Linked DNA regions of Homo sapiens: region 2 is linked to region 1. A link is a loop called in an ENCODE intact Hi-C map of the cell type or tissue named here. Cell type or tissue: Caco-2. All regions are shown on one strand. Links, peaks and the distances in the headings refer to the core of each region. The heading gives the core; the rest is flanking DNA. Region 1 overlaps CYP2R1 (cytochrome P450 family 2 subfamily R member 1). Region 2 has its middle 59 kb from the start of PDE3B.

Region 1 (5,000 bases), core at 1-5,000:
AAAAAACCAAACACCGCATATTCTCACTCATAGGTGGGAACTGAACAATGAGAACACATGGACACAGGAAGGGGAACATCACACTCTGGGGACTGTTGTGGGGTGGGGGGAGGGGGAGGGATAGCATTAGGAGATATACCTAATGCTAAATGACGAGTTAATGGGTGCAGCATACCAGCATGGCACATGTATACATATGTAACTAACCTGCAAATTGTGCACCTGTACCCTAAAACTTAAAGTATAATAATAATTTAAAAAAATAAAAATTAAAAAAAGAAATAAAAAAACACATAATTTTCTACCTGGTTTTTAAAAATCTTAAGTTGAATGCTTTATGATAAAAACAGTCTAAACAATAAATTTACAGCTTTGAAAAATATATACTTTTCTCAAATATTACTGTGATTGCATCATCTTTCATTTTCATCATCTTTTTAAAGGTCTATTATAATTGTGGCTGCTTCTTTGGTCTAATTGTTTGTTTTTTATTTATATTACTGCTTTCAAGTATCATTATACTCTGGCCTGAGAATTCAGTCTTTTACAATTTGTGCTTTCTCTGCATTAGTTCATTTCCTTTGTGATGTAATATAGGATTTTAATTTTTGCCTTTTCAACCAATGTCTTTAGTTTTTGCCTATGTAAGCAAGATATTGTTAAATTTTTATTTGAAATTAAATGTGAAACTCAGAGAATTTAGGACACAACTTTAGTAAAAATTCTTATACTATTAACTATTAAAACCACTGTATGTGATCTGAACATTCTATTTTAGGCTGTCTGTTGCTGCTTTCTTCTTACCGATTTTGTCAACTTTCAGTCTTTCCCCCTTGTTGAATATGGAATCCCCAACACTGATCAATACTAAACCATACAGAATGCTAGTCCTTTACACAAACCATGCAACTCTATACTTACTAATCACAGTGATTAGTAGTCAAAAAAGCTGCTTCAAGTTCTGTAAGCTTATAAGTAAAATGATAGTAAAAATGTCACCAAGTACTCAAGACTAGGTTCAAAAGGGCACTTCGGATTCAAGTGGAAGTATGTGTTTATTCCTAACTTGTTTCACAAAACCTGCAGATGTTATTAGGTGTTGATTCTTTAAAACATTATTTATAATACTTATTAGAGCTGGACCACAATAGAATTAGCAATGTACTGGTCTAAAATATGCGTGTAGTACAGCCTGAAAGGTCCTCAAATACTAGGTTCTGTAAATAAATAGTTTCTTATTAATCAGTATAAAATAATCCCAACTGTATGCACTAAAACTTAAAATAAGGAATGTGATTTAAAATATCTTAGTAAATCACTAAATAGGTGCAAATAAACATACCTCCCATTTTTGTCATCTTCATGAATAAAGGAAGGCATGGTCTGTCTGCAAAAATTTCGCTTTGATGAACAAGGCATTCCTTTACTACATCATAGCCATTTAGAACCACAGTTGATATGCCTCCAAGATCTAAACTGAAGATCTTTGAGAAGAGAAGAAAAACAACATTTAAATGACAGCATGTATGGAGAAATATAACCATGGAAATCTACAAGTGGTAAGTGCGGCTCTTCCAGGATTTGTTACGTCCCTGAAAATATAGGCAGTTATTACTCAACTGACAATGTTCAGAGTGCCCTCCTTCTATAAGGCATGCAAAACTGTGTGATTTCATTATGCCATTCAGTGCCTAAAGTCACAGTCTTACCAACAGTATAATGAAAAGGGTACTGGACTCGGGAGGCCTGGGTCTAGTTTAAGGTTTGCCATTAAACAGATAAAAGACTCTGAGCAGAACACTTAACCTATCTGGGCTTCAGTATTGCCATAGAAAATATATTTGATATATATGCTCTTTTATGATTCATTTTACCTCAAAATGTTCAATGATATCTAGGAATCTCCTTCTATTTCCAAGATGAATGAGGCTAGTGAGGGAGAGGATTGTCAAATACCTGAGAGACAACTTTGAAGTATAAACATATTGTAACTAAGCCCATTTGTATTTGGCTCTCTGTATTCCACAAAGTGAATGAAGAGGGCTCTAAGGGAACCTAACCTTGGAGGAAAGGCATTTACCACATAGGTTAGGTGGCTGCCTCTCAGTTAAGGGGAAGGCAAAACAGGATCCATTCCATGCCTTGCTGGAGTTGTCTGCCCTGTGCCTCACCCCAGGTTCACTTACAATGTCACACCTCCTGTAGTCTATTCTAGTTAACCCAATATAAGAGGCCAGTCAGTGAGAGAACGATATTCCCTTATCAGTGGAATGTAAAGATTGCTTATTGCCATCCTTTCAGGATAGCATTTTACAGCCAAAATACTGAGACAAGCCTTATCCCTGTGCAAACAAGTCAAGGAGATTTAGCCATGGTACACACTACTTCAGAAGAAAACAGGAGGCTTAGCAGAGAACAAAAGTTCAGCAGAAAGTTATATCAGCAAAGGTCATGAGGACTGCCAAGTGGTAACAACTAACCAGCTGAGTAATGGGGCCACCAGAGTCTTTGGCACACGGGTGGGCTCTGCCAAGTGAGCACTAGGTATATCCAGAACCTTGGGAAAAGAACATGGACTGCCTGCCATAAGCAGTGGTATTAGTCAAAAGTGACAGTAGAAGAGTTCTAAGTAAAAGGGAATGGCTACCAGCCGAGCAAAGTGGGGACAATGCAGTAATGTAGTCCTATTAAAGGAAAGTCTCTTCGCAGAAGGGAACTTTAGCAGAGACAATAAAAAGATGCCATTCCACAAGGATAGTAAAAGAGCCATGAACTTAAAGTTGTGTCACTATGAAGGCAGAACAGAGGGCAAATGTATTTCAGGATAGAGCTTCAGGGTAGAGCTTCAAATTGTGGACACCAGGGATCATAAAAAGCAAGGAGGAGCCATGGCTTGAGAAAGTTGTTACACAATCCACCTTTACTCAAGAATCTGAAATAGTCCTCTATTTGAGGGTAGAACTGGAGAAATTTTTACTTGAACTAGTATGTATTCCTGTATACAGTTTTCAAGGACTTTTGGTAAAGGTGTGTGACTCAAATTGTGAAAACTTATCCTTAAACTGCTTTGATCTATGGAAGGGTACAAGATTAGCTTATATATTCTTTGATTTATTCAATAATTTTAGTGCCAATTATGGGCTAATTATAATGCTGGCAGAGATGTAAACAGGAATACACAAAACATTTTCCTTGCCTTCTAGATCACTCCATGATCTTCAAGTCTCTTTCCCTCACCCAAACCAGCCCTACTCATAATTTTTCACTCTCCCAGTTAATGACCACTCCATACATCCTTCAAGTGGTTGAGGCCCAGGACTTTGCAGTCACCCACACTGACTCATTATCTTCTTCCAAACTCCACATCCAACTGCTCAGCAGTTATGCTGTTTCTACCTTCAGAATATAAACAGAATCAGACAATTTATTATAACCTGCAGGTGACCGGTCTAAGTCACCTGCATTTCTCCCTTATAACAACAACCTCCTAACTGGCCTCCCTAATTTCATCCTTGTCTTTTTACAGGTAATTCTCAACGTGGCATTCTCTTGCTTTATGGCCTTTGTTCTTGCTCTTTTCTTAGTCTAGAATGTTCTTCCTTTTGATATTCCTATAGCTTGCTCCTTCATTTCCTTTGTCTTTGTTCAGATGCTATCTTTGTGGTGAGACCTGTTCTGATTAAGCAATTTAAAATCTGACCCACTAACATTCTCCATTCCCTTACCCTAATTTAGTTTACTTCCTACTCTGTACTCTTTGAATATATTATATAATTTACTTGTGTTTATATTGTCTGTCTTCCCCCAACTAGAATATAAGCTACATAAGGGCAGGAATCTGTTTTGGTCACTGCTATATCTCTAGCACCTAGGACAGTGCACAGCATATGACAATAGAAATATATGTTGAATTAATGAATAGTCATAGAGACATACATTTAAACATATTATTATAACATCATGGGCTAAATGCTAATAACAGACAAATGTGCAAAGTGCTGTTGATGAAAACCATTAAGTGACTGCCACACTTTTCAACCTTTGCTTGGTTTGTTTCCTCATTTGGAAGGCTTCCTTTGACTGCCATACTACCCTAACCATACCAAGTCTTTAGGGACCATCCTCCATGATGCCTTTCTTGGGGCACTCTTTTTCTCTCTGCTTTGAACCACACATGGGAGCTTAGAAGCTCCCATGGCACTTATTTAACACTATCTTGAACCAGAAACATTCATATTCTTGTCTTCTGCCTGCATGCTAAATTACAAACTCCTTAGGAGCAGTGATTTCATCTTTTTCATCTTTGAATCCTTACACAGAATCTCATTCAGTGCTGTGCATAAAGTTCTCAATAAATGCTGTAAAAATAAATTAATACGCTGTCAATTCTACTTGCTTTAATGGAATTATTTTATTGTCCTGAAGTCCATTACCTGAAAATAATCGATAAAGCCACTTGTATTGGCTTTCCTAGCCAGGGAATGCCTCTTGAAATCTAGACTAAGATTAAAGTTACTGCAGAAATTTAAACATTCAGAATCAATCTCCAAGGAAATGGTAATTTTCAGTGTGATACACTTCTATTTAAGATTGCCTTTAAAATGAATATATAAGTCCTGAGGACTGGCTGTTTAACTTTCAAGAATCACAAAGCAGAATTGAATTCACAGACTAACACAAAGGCGGGTGTCACTTGAAGTGACTGTCCTAAGCAATTTTAAAGTCCAGTTGTTTTTTTTTTTTTTTCTGTGAGCATACATCTCAAATTTAAAAGACAGTGGAAAACTAAGATTTTATTTAAGTCCTAGGTACAACTTTCCAGAACTTTTTGGAAGCACAGGAGGGAACAATATTCTTCAACCTCCAAAAAAAGGTATAGTATTTTAACAATTTATGCCAACTTTGAGACTTTGTCAGAATTGGAAAATATCTCTAAGATAATGGGAGATCTTTAGAGATGTTTCATACCAGGATAAAGATCAAATGCCGCTGTAGCCTAG
Region 2 (9,631 bases), core at 1,797-6,796, 300 kb before region 1:
ATGCCATTCCCAGGCTGATGGATGGGTAAGAGGGAACTTCAAGGTACACTGATTGTGTGCTGAGGAAAGGGAGAGAAAAATCTGTCTGCAGTGATAATGGAGGCCACAAATTGGGTTGATCTGAAGAACCTCAAATCCAAAGAGCAGGGCTGGAAAGAAAGATCTGATTACTACAAGAGAGCGACACTGTTGCTCATGTGATCTGTCTGCAATACAAATGTAATCATGTCACTCTCGCTTGAGATCTCATTGGCTGTCTATGAATAATGGATGATTTTCAGATTCCAGAACACAACACACAAGGATTTCACAAGCTGGCTTCTACCTACTATTTTAGAATCATCTCTCACCACTCTCCCTCAAAGACTGTCTGCTCCTGCCATACTAAAATTCTTGCTATTTCTCAAACACGTCTTATCCTTTATTGCCTTCCTAGCCTTGAACATGCTGTTCCATCTGCTTGGAATGCTATTCTCTGCTGGATAATTCCTGCTACACCTCAAGACCACTTTTCCTGCCACTCCATCTTCTGTCCTGCATTAAAAAGCCTCCTTATTCTCTTCAATAAGTTGGCATCTGCCTCTGCTGTGATTCTAAGTCACTCCATTCATAGGAACTGTTGGCCTTGTGTCCCATCTTAACTTCCCCTGAGTCCAGTACTTTGAGAGCTTCTAGAAAGATAAAACTGTGTCATACTCATCCCTAAATCTCCAGTGCCTAGTAAGTGCTTAATAAACATTTGCTGAAAAATGAAAGGATCAGATCATTATGGCTTCAAGTCTGAAATACATACTTGGTTTGGTGATAGTGGGATCCAGGCTTTAGATCTTAAGCCTGTCAGACTGGAGCCATAGGCAGAGAAGAACACAAGGGAGTAAGTCTGGAAGAGGCACAAGAAGAGGGAATTGTAGGAAACTGAGAGATTATCCAGTTTGGAGGCATAATGGGGGTTGTTTAAGAAGATTAGGAGCCCTCAGTTCATTCTCCCATCTTCAGCATGGAAACTACTGAAGTGGAATCGTGTTGGGATTCCCCTTAATACCAGTGGCAACACATCAGGAGTGATAGGAATGACAGATGAACTACAGATAGAAAGTGTCATACTGACACCAGGGAGCTATGTAGTTATGGGATGAATCGAGGGAAAGAGGACAAAGGGAAACACATATGAGAGAACCTTTAGAAAGTTCCCAAATAAGAAAAGAGGGATTTGATGTTGGGTCCCATTGGCTGGTGTACATATATTGGCTGGTGAATAGTCTACTATATTCTTGGTAGCTGTCATTCTCAGCCAATTCTGACGAAAGTGAACTACATTGCCCACCCTTGCATTTGTTCTAAGGGCATATAATTCATAGGCTGGCAACCTCTAATGAAGTCTTGGTATGAGAGCTTTTCTTAAAAGGATGTTAGTATCATCTGAATCAGTTGGCTCAAGCAGCACAGTGTAACAGTTAGGAATCCAAGGTCTAAAACCAAAGTGTACACCAATTAGACAAGTTAATTAACTTCTATGTGCCTTCGATTTCCTCTTTAGTAAAATGGATATGATAATACCAGTACATACTTCATGAGGTTGCTTTTGAGATTCAGATGGGCTAATATGAGTAAAACCCTTAATAAGAGTGATCAGTAAGTGTTATCTATGTTATAACTATTCAGAGGCAAATACACTAAAAAAATCACCTTCTGAGTTGAAATAATAATAATTATTTTTCCAGCATATAAGGACCTGTATTAGTCAAGACTCAGTTGCAACTGCCAGAACCCAACTCAAAATAGCTTAAGAAAAAAAGAGGTTTTTATTGATTTGTCTGTCTGAAAAGCCCAGGATTATCTGTAGTAACTTCAGTATTGTTTCAGGGTTGCAAAGTCACATTATTAAGACTTGGCTTCTTTATATCCCTTAGCTCTGCTTTCTTCTATACGAATTTTATTCGCAGGCAGTTTCCTCTTATAGAAGCAAGATGGTTGTTGGCAATGCCACACTTGCATTTCCACACAACTTAGTAACTTTCAACTTAATAACCCCAGTAGAAGGTCCAGCAAAAACTTTGCCCCTGATTCTTATTAGCCCAAATTGGATCACGTACTTATTCCTGAACCTGGATCATGTGTCTACTGCTGAGTGAGCAGAAAACCTTTCCACAAAGGCAAATCAAGGTTTGGTTACCTTGATCTGCAGAAGAAAGGCAATTGAGGCAGATAGGGATAGATTCAGATTTTATGGAACTGAAAGCCTTATAATTTTGGGGTCTTCTTTAATTAAAAAAAATACAAATTTAAAAACAGGTATAAAAGTTGGTTTTATTTAGAATGAGAAAATAAATCCCAACAAATTATTGAACTCTTGGAGATTTAGGTTCTTTACTTCTTAGATCGATTTAGACAATTTACCAGAAATGCTAATATATAAATGCTTGTTGATTGTAACCTGGCTTTCTCTCCCCACCTAGAATACTCCATAACTCCCAGCACCTCCCATGCAACTGAAGGCTTCTGAAGCTTAAGCTTTGTTAGTTTCACAATATAATCCACCTCTGGACACAGGGCAAGCAAAAACAAAACAACAACAACAACAACAACCAAAAAACCCCTAGCAAATATCCACTTCATACATTTCTTCCTTTTCTTTTTTTTTGAGATGGAGTCTCACTCTATCACCACGCTGGAGTATAGTGGCGCCATCTTGGCTCACTGCAACCTCTGCCTCCCAGGTTCAAACAATTCTCCTGCCTCAGCCTCCCAAGTAGCTGGGATTACAGGCACACGCCAACAGGCCCAGCTAATTTTTTTTTTTTTTTTTGTACTTTTTAGTAGAGATGGGGTTTCACCATGTTGGCCAGGTTGGTTTCAAACTCCTGACCTCAAGTGATCCACCCATCTCGGCTTCCCAAAGTGTTAGGATTACAGGCGTGAGCCACTGCTCCCAGCCTCATACACTTCTTAATAGCAGATTCCTTATTTTAAAGAATGGGCAACTGAATGTATATCCAAGTAACTCTGCTCAGTCCACCACATCTGGAGAACCCTGGGTCTTGGCAGTACAAATGATCATCATTTTGTACTTTGTGGCGACGGCCAAACCCAGCTGGATTTTTGCTACACTGATTTTAACAGCTCTGCGCTCACGTAATTCGGTGCTTTAAAAGGCCATGTTTTATTTGGCACTGATGCTTTCAACAAACTTACAGGGACCATTGGCCCCAGGAGCCAAAAGCTGAACCTGTGCTGCTACAGCTCCTGGCCCTGTCCTAATTTCCTCTTCTTCTTCTCTGCTGTTTCTTCTACCTTTCACTTCTCTTCTTCCTCTTTGTTTTCCTCCACCTTTTCTTCTTCCTTCTCCTCTTCTTCCCTGATTGTTTTGACAGATCATTGAGTTCAGACAGTACATCACACATGAGGCCTAAATTATGAATAAATTCCATTGACGTCAGGCCGTTTGTACATCCAGTGAACTTGGCTCAATTTTTGGCATCTCTAAGCCGTGTACACTGGAGATGCAGACGAGTGCCTTCAGGGCAACAGAGGCATTCCAGATGGTGGCGTTCAGATAGACTCCCCAACACACTGCCTCCCATCTGGGCCAGCGCTCAGAATGCCATAAGCCACTCTCAGCACATCCCCAAAGCTGCTGTTGACTCTTGGAAGGAGTGCAGCAAACATACTGTGACTTATCAGGGCAAACCTGCAGATGATTAACTTTGGGCTCATTATATGCTGCATTTCCACCCAAGTGGACTCCAGGCTGGGGGTAAAAGCAGGGTAGGAGAGAGGGCAGACAGAGTGAAACAACAGGAGTTAGGCAGCAATTATAAAAGTTTTCCCCAGCAAAGGAGACACAACATTAGGAGAAAAGTAGACGTTTAAAAATAGGCAAACATAAGTTAAAGTCCCTGCTATTTCACTCATTACTTGTGTGCACCTGTTAGGTTGTGGTAGATATCTGCTCAGTATTTTTCCCACACCCCTGCTTCTGAAAACGGCAGCCTCTTTTCACTTGGGGGACTCCTTTACTACTCCACATGGCTTCAGGGCTCATACCCTCCTACCCTAACCTCATCTGTCTCCTAGGGAGTGATTATCCCCAGCAGAGCCAATTACAGTGTCACAGCCCCCTGGACACAGCAAATAAGCACGTGGCTAATGCCAGTCCATAAAGTCCTTCTTTGAAAGTTTTTTAAAAAAATTCTATATTGGATCAAAGCTATGTAAGAATGTTAATATACCTTACAACTCCAAAATAAGGGAGAAAGGAAAATCACTGTCATACCAGCTGGGAGAAATGGAGACATTCAAAGTCAAAAAGCGATGCCTTCACTTTTCTGAATCACTGCCATAGCTACCTAGATTTATGGAGGCAATGTGGGATTATACATATGTGAATTTTCCTGGCAGCTAAAAGTTATCCCTTCAGAGGTAAAAGGACCTCTCTTTTTGTTTTTAAACCACGCTATTCGCAGGCTTTTCTAAAATATTTCACATATTTCCCTTACTTTTTAAGTGGAAGATACCACATTTAGCCTCTTCCGGATGGCTCAGAGGCATCAAAATAAGTGTCAGTTAATAGGCTATGTGATAATATGGTTTGGAGTGTTTTTTTTGTTTTTTGTTTTTTTTTTTTTTTTTTTTAAAGACTGTCCCAACCTGCACTGCCTAACTCTTTCCTGCTTACCCAAGCACCACAGGGCAAGCTCTCAACAAGAATGAGCTTGAGGTACCCTGGCCTCATTCATGGCCAAAGCCCTGATTCTATTCCTGTCTCATATCCCCCTTCCTGATATGTTCTTGCATTCCTCTGGCTCCTGAACTTCTGTTTGCTTCCTGCTTTTAGTCCCGCAGTTTTCCTTTAGATCTCACCTGTGACACAGCTGTTCTGTGACTGACCTTTGGTTCTCTTCCTCATATGCCATTCTGCCTTTGCCCTTAGGCCCTGTTCTGTCTCCAGCTGGCAATTGTAGTAAGACAGGCTGGGGTCCCATGACGAGGATCAGATGCTAGTGTTCCTGTCTCCTTTCACATGGTTAAAGGGACTGGAATCATTTACTGTAGAGACAAACAACCTTATACACTACAGTAACCCTCAGAGTAAGATTTTAAAATAACTGGAGATAGGGGAAGGGTTATAGAAGATATTCATGTTACTGCAGATTAGGCAGTATAGAAATCCATTTTCTGGGAAGCATCAATTACTCTCTTTACTGATTAATTGGGTTATACATGCTTCTTTGGAATTGTCAAATTTCCAAGCCTGACACTAGGCTCGATTGCTTGTTCCTATACTATCCAGGCCTAGCTTTCTCTTGTTCCTTTTCTGCTGACCCAGGAGTCCAAGGCTGCCAAAGGTATAACATTTTCTTTCTGCTTCCCTTCTTTCTGAACAGGTCTCTTTCTTCATCTCCATAAAAATGAATTAAAAAAATAAAACATAGAAATGCATCTCTCTCTATATATATGTTGAAAGTGGATGTTATACTTCTCAAGGGAGATAACATGCTAAAAGTATTATTCTGAATGAATAGATGACCTTATTTAAAGCTATAGGAAACATTGTGAAGGATGAGTCATTGCCAAATTAAAAGTTTACATTAAATATAAACTTTTGAGTCCCCTTTTAAGAACTTCAGAGAACCCTAGCTAAGCCTATGTTCTCAGTAACCCCTGCTGAATTGCTAAACCTCTCTTGCCTCTTTCACATGCAGTTGATCCACCCATTCCGACACAGAAAGCACATAAAAGTCTAGCCTGGAGGCCTCATCTCTGATAGGCAGACAGAAATTTGCCCCTCTTTTATTCGCCCCTCCTACTTATCCCATTCTCTGTTCTGCTCATGCTAGCTCTGTGATCCCATGGCATATTGCAGTGCAGTAGCCCTGAAACCTGGCTGCACATTGGAATCTATCCAGAGAGCTCTTGAACAGTTTTGGGGTGCTGAGCCCAATCTCTTCCCTCCACTGCAAGACTTCATTGCAGTGGTCAGAAAAAAAAAATCTGGTGTCCAGACCCAAATACAACCAATTAAATTAGAATCTTTCAGGCATGGGATTTCTCTTCTCAGTATTTTATTGAGAAAATTTTCAAACAGACAAGACAGTTGAAAAAATTTACAATCTTGCCACCTGGATTCTACCATTAGCATTTTATTATTCATGCCTATCCATTTAGTAACATTTTATTACCACATATCTATCCATCTGTTAACATCCCTCTGTCTACTAATCCACTTATTTTTTGATACATTTAAAAGTAAATTGGACCAGGTGTGGTGGCTCACACCGGTAATCCTGGCACTTTGGGAGGCCGAGGCTGGAGGACTACTTGAGGCCAGGAATTCGAGAGCAGCCTGGCCAACATGGTGAAACACCATCTCTACTAAAAATACAAAAATTAGCTGGGCATGGTGGCGCATGTCTGTAATCCCAGCTACTTGGGAGGCTAAGGCAGGAGAATCACTTGAACCCGGGAGGCAGAGGCTGCAGTGAGCCGAGATCGTGCCATTGTACTCCAGCCTGGGCGACCAAGTGAGACTCTGTCTCAAAAAAAAAAAGGAAATGCAGATAAATGATGTGTTACTCCCTGAGCCAGGGTAGTATGCATGTGGGTGTTTGTTTTTCATTATTCTTTATACTGTACACATATATGATAGGTATTCTATTTTATCCCCAAATAAAAAGACATTTAAAAAGAATGAATAGTATTCTTTGCCCAAGGGAAAATACTTAGGTAGTTTTTTCTGTGTGGAATACCTACCTACCCTCTTCTTTTCACCCATAGAAAGTCTACCTTTTTTTAGGAATTGGTATAACTTTCCCCCACCGAAGAATCTCTCCCTTGCTACTGCAGCCATCATCAATCTCTCTTTCTTTCTTTCTTTCTTTTTTTTTTAGATGGAGTCTTGCTCTGTCACCAGGCTGGAGTGCAGTGGCACGATCTCGGCTCACTGAAACCTCTGCTTTCCAGATTCAAGCCATTCTCCTGCCTCAGCCTCCTTAGTAGCTGGGATTACAGGTGCATGCCACCATTCTGAGCAAATTTTTTGTATTTTTAGTAGAGACAGGGTTCCACTATGTTGGCCAGGATGGTCTCGATCTCCTGACCTCGTGATCCGCCTGCCTCGGCCTCTCAATCTCTTTCTTTTGAATTTACTTAATATCTTTGCCATTCATCATAGCCCCAAATTAAATGCTATTTAATTTATATTCTTTTCATTTCAGGTAGAAAGGTAGCTTGCTGACACTAGTCTCAGATCCATTCCCACCCTTTCCCTGCTCTTCTCTGTTGCTGCCTCTCACAGGCTGTCTTGTTCTTTCATTCTTGATAGGTTAAAGCAATGAGAGGCACCACAGGAGGACTGGAAACGGGAAGAGAGAAGCCAGGCCATTTCTCACTCTGTTCCCTGTGTCCTTTGGAATCTGGCGGTGTCCCTCTGGACAGCCTCTCCCTTCTTTCTCCCAGATCTACTCAGGCAGTTCTCCTGGTGGTTTTTGCTCCTTCTGTCTGACAGCCAAGGCTTCTGGGCTCTGGTGACAACTGCTCCTCCCAGTGTCACCCTTGCAACAAGGAGAATAACTTCCCAATTTTGCTAATCTGTGAATTACTTCACCATTCCCTTTTCGACTTCTTCACTGCTCCATTCATCTGCATAATGAATCCTCTGTTGAAACAATTTCCCTTCCTCTGAAAGACCTGTTTTTTTTTTTTGTCTTTTTTTTTCCTGGCTAGATCCCAGCTGACATCATGTATAGTGAAAGAGCACAGGCTTGGAAACTGGAGGGACCTAAGTTTGAATCCTATTATTTATTCTATGAACTTGTTTAAGTTACTTAATTTCATTCTTAAACTAGGGGTTATAACACCTACTTCACTGGGTTGCTATGAGTGTTAAATGGCATACTATATGAACAGTGCCAATACCATAGTTAGGACTCAATAAATGGAAGCTACCATTATTGATTTATATACTCCCTGACAGCATAGCCATTTTCTTCTTTTTGTGTCTCAGTGCTTTACCTAAAGGTGTTTATCACATTACTTCCTCTGAAATTTAATTTAATCAGCAACTTATTGAGCATCTACTCTGTACTGGCAATTGTGTTAGGTAGTACTTCTAGAAGATATGATGAAAATACAGCCCTTGCCTTTAATGTGCTTACAATCTAATGAAAGTAAGAGATGTGACAACAACTAAGTCTGCAGAAATGCAATCTGACAAACACACCAAACTGAGGTACAAGTGACACCAACAGGTACATGGTTGAAGGAATGAGTGAGTGACTCTGCCTGGGAATATCAGGAAAAACTTCAGAAAGGAATAGGCGCTCTGCTGGTTTTGAATGAAAAGAAAACTTTCAACAGGCAAAGAATGAGGGAAAGAAGAATTTGGGCTGAGGGAATGGCATGAACTAAATGGTGGAGCTATAACCATGCACGTACATTTACAGCACAATTTCAACACCTCTAACAGGAGTAGGTGGAGGGAGATGTAGGGAGAGACCTTGAAATCCTTGATAGCTGCTGGGTATGGACTTGATCCTACAAGTAAAAAAACAATGCAAATTTTTGAGAAGGGGAGTGATTTCTGAGTGACCTCAGAAATCCAACTGTAACTTAAGAAAGAAAAAACAGAGTTTGGAGACCCATTATCAAGTTCTTACTATAGTCCTACTGTGACATAATCCACAACACATGGGGATAGATTGATAGGAAGGATGGACAAGAGTGTTCATTAAAATTGGCTTTGAAACAGCATTTCTCCATCTGTTTAGCATACGAGTGTCTCATGAATCACAATAATCGCAATTATAGCCAATTATTTTTTAATGTATTTAGAAAAAATATACATTCTTTATACTGGCCTATAATAAGGCTTTATGTGATCTGACCCAGAAAGTTCTCAGACTTCATCTGTATGCTTCCCCTTGCTCAGTCTACTCCAGCTCTATAAGCCATTTTTCTGTTGCTTGAATAGGCCAACCACGCCCTGGTTCTGACTCAAGGCCTTTGCAGCTGCTGTTCTATCTGCCTGGAGGAATTTTATTCCAGACCTTTGCTTATCCTTACATCTTCTGGCACTTCACTTCTTACTACCCTTCCTTTTACTTACCCTCCTTTAGGCATTCACCCTTCTTACTCTTTCTTGAATAAATCAAGCATGCTCTTGCCCCAGGGCCATTGCACTTGCTGTTTCTGCCTAGAATTCTCTTCTCCTAGATTTCTGCATGGCTTATTTCCTCACCTCCTTCAGGTCTTTCTTTGCTTATGTGTCAACTTTTCTGTGAGGAATCCCTGCATCCCTATTTAAAAATGTGAAGTTAAATATTCTTTCTCCTTTTCTACTTTCTTTTTCCCCATAGCACTTAACCACTTGGGATACTATGTATTTTCCTTTTCCTTTTTGTTTTTCCATGGTAGAATTTGAGGTGCATTAGGGAAGATATATATATATATGTGTGTGTGTATATATATATATATGTGTGTGTGTGTGTGTGTATATATATGTGTGTGTATATATATATGTGTATATATATGTGTGTATATATATGTGTGTGTGTATTATATATATATATATTTTTTTCTTTGTCAGTAGAAGGTGACTTACTGGAAAATTTAGAAACATGTGGCAACAAGACAG

What was found. Peaks named below come from ENCODE experiments on the same cell type or tissue, not always from the same donor. Only the 100,000 strongest peaks of a DNase experiment are listed, where the experiment ranks them.
Region 2: it touches region 1 in a loop (4-fold over the local background); 6 of 110 quality-filtered maps call a loop at or near these places.

Annotation. Positions count from the first base shown.
Region 1 is chr11:14,884,434-14,889,433 of GRCh38, forward strand. CYP2R1 (cytochrome P450 family 2 subfamily R member 1) reads right to left here. Exons shown (of 5, transcript NM_024514.5): 2 at 1,343-1,484. It also overlaps a transcript of PDE3B not described here. Among named protein-coding and RNA genes, the nearest start is that of CYP2R1, 5.3 kb to the right of the region's middle. In Caco-2, for the core only: no CTCF peak of the experiment used is centred there; a DNase peak (open chromatin) is centred at 2,178.
Region 2 is chr11:14,579,896-14,589,526 of GRCh38, forward strand. It overlaps a transcript of PSMA1 not described here. Among named protein-coding and RNA genes, the nearest start is that of PDE3B, 59 kb to the right of the region's middle. In Caco-2, for the core only: no CTCF peak of the experiment used is centred there; DNase peaks (open chromatin) are centred at 3,616 and 4,906.